Linked DNA regions of Homo sapiens: all the other regions are linked to region 3. Evidence: chromatin loops called from intact Hi-C (ENCODE). Cell type or tissue: endothelial cell of umbilical vein. All regions are shown on one strand. Region 1 overlaps PCDH9 (protocadherin 9). Region 2 overlaps PCDH9 (protocadherin 9). Region 3 overlaps PCDH9 (protocadherin 9). Region 4 holds the start of MIR548X2 (microRNA 548x-2).

Region 1 (2,500 bases), 76 kb after region 3:
TTTTTTTTTATACAAAGCAAAAATCTTTAACGTAATTTTTCTTCATGGAAGTTGAAATCGTAATTCCTTTGTGATCTTAGGATAACTAGTAATCATAAAAAATCAAATAAAAATTCGTGACCATTAGCAGTATTTACAGTTTTATTTTCCCTTTAATGTTCCTTTCTTTTGTATGAAAGTTGATGTTTTGTTCAGATTTGTTTCCTTCCTTTCCTGTAAATACAATGATAATGATAATCACAATAATAAATATTTATCAGAGCCTAACAATGTGCTGGGCACTGCTTAAAATATCTTATTGAATTCTCATCACACCTTTAAAGTAGGTACTATGACTATAAAGAATTCATAAAGAAAATGAGACTTAGAAATATTGAAATTGTCATATCCAACATGACACGCATAGGAAGTAAAGCAGAATTCCAGCTCAGGCCGTCAGCAACAGGAGCCCATGTCTTTGTTATATTATGCTACCTGTTTTCATACTGATAGGAAAGTTTTCAAGACTCACAAATTCTAGCAGGCCAAGTTTCTATCTTATCATTTTTTAAATGTAATTATTCATCTTAATATTTCTTCAAGAGACCTACAATATCATTGGCATGTAGTCGGTCTATAAGGGCTATGGTGCCATGTAGTAGGTTAGAGCAGGAACTTGAGAGCTCAAATTTGAGCATGAACCTAAAGGTAAGGTAAAAACCTTTGTAAGTTTTGCTCTATAGGTGCCTTACTGTAGTTGCAGCCTTGCAGTAAAAGTTTGTTCATTGGATGATTCCATTCCTACCTAGAACTGGCAAAATCATATAATAGTTTTCCATCATAGGAATCAAAAACTTAATATAATACATCTTTTAAAGATCAAATTAATGTCTATTTGTTAAATTCATCCTGGGACAGTTTTCAGTGGCTATATTTTTGCCATTTAACATGTAGACTGAAACCTTTAAGAATATGAAACATTCAAACCTCAATCAGCTTTTTCTCAGGCTTTTAATGGTTAATAAAAATGTCTTTATGACATGTGTAAAGAACATAGATAAGGACTTCAAAGGACATCGAAGAAAAACATGACTGAAATATAAAATGCTAAGTTTTAAATTTAAATGAATATGTTGATTGATGCAGAAAAGTGGTAATTAAAAAAAAGAAGTTGGCTTCTTTTGCCTTCATCTTCTCATTTAAAATTAAAACTTGCACGGGTGTTCTAACCAAATGCTGGTTATTGCATATAACAAGAAACAACATAATTACTTTTTTCTTTTTTTTTTCTTTCCTGTGACTCATTGCACATGTGCATGTTACTGTTACCTAGGAGAGGAACCAGTGTACATCAGCTGTAAAAATTCAAAGACTATAAGTATTCCTATAATTGGTCCCTAACTGTCTGGGGAAAGCTGCTTCACACAAAGAAATGGTCTTGAAGAAATCTTATTCAGTAGTATATTTCCTTCAAATCACAGAGGGGAAGAAAAATACAAATTCCAATTAATGTAATTTTGCAGGATGAAAAAAAAAAAAGACATGGAGGTAGCCTTAACATCTTAGATACGCTTATAAATTCTCAAAGCCACTGAGACTTAGTGAATTCTGAGGACTTAAAGTATGTTAAAAAGATAGACCTGCATTTAAATGCTGATCTCAACTTTTCACTGGGGACCACTAAGAAGCCTTTCAGAAGAAAAGACCGGGATCAGCAAAACATGAAATCGTTATAGCAGCCGACTTTCTGGGTCTGCTTTATATTACACTTTTGAAAAGGACATTTGTTTAAGGATATGATAGTTTTATCCTGCATGTAATGCATACTCATTTACTGGGATAGGGGGTGGGAAGAGAGGAAGGATGGAATGCTTTGACAGTGAGGTCACATACCAAAAACAAAAAGAGAACTGGCCCATACCCAAGCTATTTCTTAGCAATTTATCTGCAAAGGCATTCTCCTGATACTCATTGAGGGAATGTATAAACAGTGGACATTGTAAATGTGTCCATGAAATACAAAGAAACAATTTTGGCTATGGAAAAGGTAGTAATTATAAGACAGTCCCCAAATTCCCTGGCCTTATTCCAAATGTACTCAGTCTCAGTTATTATTTCTTCTGGTTTTTCAAAAAATATAACTGGATAGGGCACCTTTTTCAAGCTTATTAACACGGCTGTGAACATGAGTCAAAGAGGTCACTTTAATGTAAGGCAAGCGTAGACTCTCTCCAGGGACACTGCAGGCTGCCTGAACAGGAGAGCTGAAGACTGGGCCCTGACTGTTTAGATTGTAACCAAACAGCATGTTGTTGCTATTCTGGTAGATACACATTCCCAGCTTTATATCTGCGATGTGTACTTCCTCTCACATTTCCTCCTGCCCCACTTTCACCTCTGCTATTAAAAATACCCTAAGTAGATATGAATAATTGCAAAGATAAAACCATTTTATTTTTCTGAAAATTATCTCTCATTTGAAAAATGAAGGTCTGATAGAAAGTTTAAGCATCCTAGCATC
Region 2 (2,500 bases), 150 kb after region 3:
TTTTGAGGAACTGTGTGTCAGTTTGAATCCTCCAACAGAAGCAGACACTAAGATGGTAAAAGACCTACAAGGCATTCATTGAAGAATAAAGGGGAAAGAGCTGAAGGAAACAGGGTGAGCCTTGAGATTAATGTGGGTTTCACACTTACAAAAGAAGAGGTGGGCAAGGAAGGATTGGATAGAAAGAGGCTCGGGACTAAGTGCAGGTCTAAGAAAAATTTGACCAGCTGATGGCGCAGCTGGGAGCCACGGTACCAGCACGAATTCCTTGGACACTCAGCCTTTGGTGGGAAGAAGCCCAGGTGAAGCATGGCTTCAGTATTGATGGGTGGCCACTGAAGACAATGGCCACTATGGCTCCTGCAACAGGTTTGAAGGAAATTTGAGTGGCGGATATCCATGGACACCTCAGCCATCTGCAGGAATGCCAAGTAGTTTCCTTTGGCTGGAACGTGTAGAATATAATGCAGGGAAGAAGCTGGAACCACAACATGAGAGGCCTGAAATGGCATGATTAGGAATGTGTACTTCATCAAATGGAAAGATGGAAAAGTTTTAGACTTGTATGTAGAAATATCATTTAGAAAGAATTATCATTTAGGACTATATCTAAATCGATATACATGTGAATTTTTTTTTAATGTGGGCATGTTGGCTGCACAAACCCACTTAATATCTACTCTAGTAATTCACCTGAAAAATGATGACCTCAATGTTAGTGGTAGTTGTTGAAATGCAATGTGAGGGAAACAGATTGACAATAGAATCAAATATTGGGGTGAGATAATAAGGAAATTGAAAGAATGGGAAGAGAAATGATTCCCAAGTTTAAGTCTAGATTTCTTGAACAATGTTGATGTCATCCGTTTATTCATATAATCAACAAATACGTATTCTATTATGTGCCAGATACTATTCTAAACATCAGTGATACAAAGAGACAAAAATGGAATTTACCTTTTAGTGTAGTGAGATTATCAATATCAAGTGGTGATATTTGTAAGAAAAGAAAGTGGAGGGTGTAGAGGAACAAGGAATGCCAGGGAGGTGAGAAGAGTGATTGTTTTTTTAAATAGGGTGATAAGGGACACCTCAGCAAAATGATGGTTGAAAAACAAACAAATAGTTGGACAGGCAGACCAGTGACTATCTGAGGCAAAATAACAAAGGAATCAATAAGGGCAAAGGCCCTGTAAAAGCATGCCTGATATGCTCAGCAGACAGTAAGGGGCCAGAGATTTGGAGAAAAGAGAGTGACAGGGAGGATAGCAGAAAACAATTCCAGAGATTAATGGGCAATGTTGATCAGGGAGTGGGAGCTTTGATTAGGGAGTGGTATTTTTTAAGACAGTGCACAAAATTAAAGGTCATTTTTTGAACAGAAGAAGGCTGTGATCTGTCCTCAGTCTTCACTCTGCTTACTCTTGAGAAGAGACCATAGATGAGCAAGTTCAGAAACAAGGCAACCTTATGCAAAATTCTTTCAATACTAGGCAGAAGATGTTAGCAATGAGCGTGGTGGGAAGAGTTCAGATTTTGTATATATTAATCACACATAATCAGACGTTAAAAACTGCTTCCCTGCCATTATTAGCCATATTTACTTCTCAAAGTTTGTAGCAATGGTAATAAACATATGTGTTATGTTACTTCAAATAGGAAAATTAAACTATATTGTGCATTCCATTGAGTGGGGCCGGTGATCTGTTTGGAATAAATAAAATATATCATTCTTCTTCCAGTAGTCTTCAGAAAAATAGCTCGTTTCACAAAATTTTATTATTACTTCTATTAATAGTTTTCATAGAAATTACAGAAGACTTTGCAGATGCTGATTCATTTGTGGAAAATGTGATTTCCCTTCCTCATAGTTTAGCTCTTGATTTAAGTAATGCTTCAGTGGAGAAGTCTTTCCTGACAGAGAGCCCACATCACAGATTTCCATATCACCACTTAGTCCTCCCACGGCCCTCCTTATGTTACCTGCTGTGACACTTATTTTTTGCAAATCTTGTGATTTAAACTTCTCTCTTCTCTTTAGCTGAGTAGCCCTTTCTACTGAATGAAACTTCTTCTTCGGCTTTATTATACAGCTATTTGATTTACCAATTAATTACGCATGTTTATAGTTATTCACATATTGAAAAGACATAGATAGCTTCTCATAAATTTATTAAACCTCATCCATTCTCACAAATTCAAATGCTCTACTATGCTAAATCTCCATATAGGAACTCACTCCCAAGTGGAGATTTACATTTATTACTGTCTTTAAGAGATCTGTAACTGAAATAATAACAGTAAAATATTTAGGGCAGTGTCTGGCACATAGAAAGTGCTCAACATGCCTTTCGCCTCCACTCCCATACTATTATTTGGTGATCATACTAATCATTTCTTTTTTGAAATGGTTGAAAGGTTCGATGTTATAAGTGGAGTGCTTGCTTTAAACTATAAACATTTGTTTATTTTAATTTTGATTAAACCTTTGGTATGAAAA
Region 3 (2,500 bases):
AAATCTGCTTCTCCACAGCCTGCTTTTCATCTCAAACCAGACACTCCAGTTTCCGTGAAAAAGCACCACGTGATTCAGGAACTCCCTTTGGACAACACCTTTGTTGGGGGTTGTGACACCCTTTCTAAACGCTCTTCCACTAGTTCAGATCACTTCAGTGCCTCAGAGTGCAGTTCCCAAGGAGGCTTCAAGACAAAGGGCCCCTTACACACCAGACAGGTAAACGAGCACTTTTACTGGTCTATAAGTACTGCATACAAGTGCCCAGTCAACCAGTATTAACGTGCCAGTATGTCTATTGTTTTGGTCTAACTTTAGCTTAGTTAGAAAGAGGTAAAAAAAAACTTGACCCCTTTTCTATTCCTCTGGGGCTCAGTCAAGAATTTTTAGAACAGCTTTGAAATTTCTGAGTTCTGAGAATATTTTCTCCTTTCAGTTTCCTTCAAATGGCAAAAGATGAAAAGAGAAAATTATTCCAAAATGTCCCAAGATAATGTTTGCTGAAGAAGAAAAAACCTGTCCTGATATGCCAAATTCTGCTCCTGGGGGTTTCCAAATTGACTGCTTCAAGACTTTCACCTTACCTTTTGATCTAAAAAGTCACCTTCAAATCTCAAGTTTTCAATGACTTTTGAAGGTGTGACTGCAATTATGTTGCAGCTATGGTTGCTAAAGGGGTTAATTTTTTTTTTAGTCTCTAAACAGGATAGTAGAATATTAAATGTACATCAGCTGTGAAGCACATGATCGTTGATAGATTGCAACTAAGCCATATAGGAAGTCTTCTCTTTGATTTCAAATTATTTTATTGTAATATATTAAATTCGGTACTTAATAGAAAGATTTTTAGTGTCCGCAGTGGCCAAATACTCTTTCAAAAAAAAAAAAAAAAAGAATGCTTGCTGCCTAATATAACTGATTTAAAAAGAAAAGAATGAATCCATTGTAAATATTCTCTCATCTTAGTAATGCATAAGTGATCTGTCATAACTCATTTTAAACTGTGAAATATGCCATATGAAGAGGGATTAAGAGGCTGAGAAACTCATATTTCAACCAAATCCAGAATTAGTTTTTCTTAGGTCTAATAATTCCTTGTTAATAAAGATTTAAATGCAGCGCTGTCTAATTTATTTCACTGGTGCTTGTCTGTTGCCACAAAATTTGAATATCGATAATAGCCTGTAGATGGCACTAGGGTATCATGTCGCTTGTGCTGGCCAGGTGCCAATCCCGCAGTAGCAAGGAGAAGGGGGAGGGAAGGATCAAGCTGGTAGTACAGCCAAAGATACCTTTTATTTAATGATAGTTGCTCTGGAGCAACTAGCATTTAAGTTCATTCGCTTGCTCTTTTGTGATTAGCTCTCAGCACACCAACTTTCTAGGATTTCGTAATGCTAGTTCTGTCTTTGTCGATATGGAGTTCACCTATGGTGATGGCCCATCTGTACTTGTTTATAAATAAGGAACACATAGATTTTAGAAAATCAAGTAAAGCAAAATTAGTTTGCAGAACAGTATCAACAGTTATCATTGATTAGTCTTTGGAGAATCAAGAGTTTTTATTTTCTGAGGGTGGGGTGAAGTAGGATGTTTTATTGAAACAGTTTCCCCCTTACCAACTATCATTTATTGCTCTGGAAGGACTTAAGGCTTCATGGTAATAAAATATTTATAAGAGTAATTTTGACAATGAGTCATACAGATACTCCCAGAACATCAAGTATAATACATATTACCATACAACTAAAATCTCCATTCTTAAAGTAAAATATTAAACAGTAGAGCGTTTTAAAAGTACAAATATTTACAGCTTAAATACACAGGAAGAAAGGACTTTAATCAGTATAGAATTTTAAAGGAGACTATGAGATTATTACATATAAGTCAAAGTTAGAACGACTTAATTTTTGTGTTAACTTTGTTAGTATTTGAAAAGAGGTTGATGTTTTAAAATTTAAAAAATGTTCAGTCTTAGTAAAGGTTTTTAAAAGTTAAATAGTTAACTATGATAAGAAAAGTAATTTATGAAACTAAATGAGTTTGATTAAAAAGTTGCTCTTAATGAACAGAAAGAAAATTTTTTAAATTATTTACTTCTGTTATGGTTACTCACAATACACATGGTATTTTATGATATGCATAATTATGTTGAGAAACTAATATGACTTAAACTTTTTCATGTAAAATCTGACATTTTCTTTCCAAAGAAATGTACTGATATACTTCCAGCATCATCTTTTTTTCTGTCTATACGTGGTGATATTAGCATTGATGTATAGATCCACTTTTTCTGACCTCCCCAAAAGTTGAACCTATATATAGTGTAGTGACATAAATGTTAAGTGCATTTCAGCAAAGTATGCAAGAGATCTTTTCTTGAGGCTTAGTCAGTCATAAAAGTCTTTGTATGATGTAATCTTTCAAATAGGATACTGAGTAATTCTCTAACTGGAACTAAAGTGCGTTTTAGAAATTTCTTGTGACCATGTGTCACTTT
Region 4 (2,500 bases), 1.3 Mb after region 3:
TGCATTTGTCTGATGATTTGTTACACTAAGTTTTTTTTCATATGTCTCTTGGTCATTTGTACGTCTTCTGCTGAAAAATGTGTATTCCTGTCCTTTGACTATTTTTAATGGAATTATTTATTTATTTATTGCTTTGTGTGAATTCCTTGTAAATTCTAAATATTAATCCATGTAGGATGCATAATTTGCAAATATTTTCTCCTATGCTGCAGGTTGTCTGTTCACTATTGGTTATTTCTTTTGCTGTACAGAAGCCAACTGATCTTTGACAAAGTTGACAAACTCATACACTGGGGAAGGGACACCCTTTTCAATAAATGGTGTTCGGAAAAATTGGATTGCTTGCTATATGCAGAAACATCAAACTGATCCCCTATTTCTTACCATACAAAAATTCACTCAAGATGGATTAAACACATGCAGGACCTAAAATGACTAAAATACTAGAAGAAAGCCTAGAAAAACTCTTTGGGACATTTGTCTAGGCAAAAAATAATAATAATAATAATCATGACCAAGACCTTAAAATATAAGCAACAAAAAATTCATAAATGGGAATTAATTAAACTAAATTGCTAGTTTTTGAAAAAGCTGTAAGACCAGACTGTTTTTCTAATGGAGTTTGATGAAGTAAGTCTTGAAAGATTAGTTGGAACCTGATGTTAGGGGGTCTTGGACACTGAGTTTACTTTGGTTTATAGGAAATTTTTCTCTGATATGAAACTATCAAAATTTTTTGAGAAGGTGATTAATATGAGTAAATATTTGTTTTTTTGGAATAATTTGCTCACAAAGTTGATTCAGTCATGTGATAATGTTTCAAACTCATATATGAAATCAGATAGGAGTCTAACACAGAAGGTCTATATTAGTAAGAAATTAAATTTAGTAGAAAACAAATCTCAAATATTGCAAGGTCTCTGAAAGCGGACGACAAAATACCATGGATTATTGGTTGCCAATATAGATTGAAGTGTACATTATTTTTCTAAAATATTTCTGGAAACAAAATAATGTGTATCTATCCATAAATGGAATCACCATACTTACTGTAACATAAGGACACATTAAGAAAGAGTTAACTTCAAAGACTAATGGATTTCAGTGGATAGAAATCAACAGATTTCTACTGAGCAGGACCATTTTCTCATTTTTCCTTTGCCAAGTTCTACAAGACTGAATAATTTAAGGAACTAGATGAGATAGGGAGTTAAGCAACCTGAGTTTTTGGTTGTTTCAAAACAAGCAAAAATGTCATTGCACACTGCCAAGAGGTGTTTCTAAAATGAGAGCCATGAGAGAAAGCAGATCATATGGATGTAAGAAAATAGAAAATAGAGGAAGTTGCGTAAATTGTCATGAGAGAATTGACTTAACAACCACTCCACTTTTATTTCCATTTTAGTTATGTACTTCTTAAGAAGCACATCTGATTTTTCGGTCTTGCTAGACATCATGAGAAAAGCTGTATGAACTCCTGCATCTCCACACAGTTCACCCAGGGGGCGTTCTAAGAGAGAATTTATCCTCCATTTGCTTCTCATCTCCTCCCTCCATTTCATCAAAGTTTCCCTCAATGGGAAATGACTCTCTGTACAGGCTCCCTCATCTGGCCTCTTCAACAACTGCTCTGGGACAGATTCTTTTTTTTTCCTGGAGAACTCAGGCTTTTCATTGTTGAATACTAAAAATTTCAAAGGCTTTTGTATTATTTCTATATTGATATCAAGAGATGCTACAAGCCACTAAGCAGTGTGAAGCCTGATATGTCTGCCTCTCTTCTAAGAATTTGACTTATGTATTTATTCAAGAACAAAGTTGAAGAGCAATTCCCAGGAGTTTGTTTACATTATTTCTGTTAAAATAAAAATCTAAATGTAAGTATGTCAATTAGAAATTAATGTGTGCAAATATCACATTTTTTATTTATTTAAATCAATCTTTATTTGTATCTGATAGTAAACCCACAGAAATTATGGAAAATTATATTTCTATTGTAATCAAAAAGTTTTTCTAAATTATGTCAAGTTTCTAGAATCCTACAGAGAATTAGAACAATTTGCTTTAGGAAATCCCCCTGATCCTTCAGTGTGGGCGCACATTGATTGCCACTGGAATACACAAGGTACAAGCCAGCATGACTGTTTCAGATCCTATGCATCTGGTTTTCTTTTTCTTTGCTTTGAGAATGATAATCTTTTAGAAGATGTCATGCTTCAGTGGTAAACCCCATAGATGCCAAATATTAGGTTGGCACAAAAGTAATTGTGGCTTTTGCCATTAAAAGTAATGGTAAAAACTGCAATTACTTTCGTGCCAACCTAATATTTGTGTGAGGTCTTACAAATTTCCTAAGGTAAGGTCAGAGAACAACGAACAAATCCCATCCTCTCTTTCTGCAGCCCAAGGATCTGCCATTTCTCAGCATGAGTAAACATTTGATTCTTTTTATCTCCATTCTCAAATCGCTTTTCTACATATCTTCTTTATATGAAATACT

What was found. Peaks named below come from ENCODE experiments on the same cell type or tissue, not always from the same donor. Only the 100,000 strongest peaks of a DNase experiment are listed, where the experiment ranks them.
Region 1: a loop joins it to region 3, with 6 times the contacts of the local background. A loop is called at or near these places in 13 of 110 quality-filtered maps.
Region 2: it touches region 3 in a loop (4-fold over the local background); 47 of 110 quality-filtered maps call a loop at or near these places.
Region 4: a loop joins it to region 3, with 8 times the contacts of the local background. A loop is called at or near these places in 2 of 110 quality-filtered maps.

The regions. Positions count from the first base shown.
Region 1 is chr13:67,147,220-67,149,719 of GRCh38, reverse strand. All of the region lies in intron 2 of PCDH9 (protocadherin 9), which reads left to right. Among named protein-coding and RNA genes, the nearest start is that of PCDH9, 82 kb to the left of the region's middle. In endothelial cell of umbilical vein, no CTCF peak of the experiment used is centred here; DNase peaks (open chromatin) are centred at 1,289, 1,789 and 2,099; H3K27ac peaks cover 1,946 bases.
Region 2 is chr13:67,075,994-67,078,493 of GRCh38, reverse strand. All of the region lies in intron 2 of PCDH9 (protocadherin 9), which reads left to right. Among named protein-coding and RNA genes, the nearest start is that of PCDH9-AS4, 86 kb to the right of the region's middle. In endothelial cell of umbilical vein, no CTCF peak of the experiment used is centred here; no DNase peak of the experiment used is centred here.
Region 3 is chr13:67,223,124-67,225,623 of GRCh38, reverse strand. PCDH9 (protocadherin 9) reads left to right here. Exons shown (of 5, transcript NM_203487.3): 2 at 1-219. Among named protein-coding and RNA genes, the nearest start is that of PCDH9, 6.0 kb to the left of the region's middle. In endothelial cell of umbilical vein, a CTCF peak has its summit at 1,205 (motif pointing right); a DNase peak (open chromatin) is centred at 1,233; H3K27ac peaks cover 364 bases.
Region 4 is chr13:65,966,165-65,968,664 of GRCh38, reverse strand. MIR548X2 (microRNA 548x-2) reads left to right here and starts at 2,236; the gene lies at 2,236-2,335. In endothelial cell of umbilical vein, a CTCF peak has its summit at 1,550; no DNase peak of the experiment used is centred here.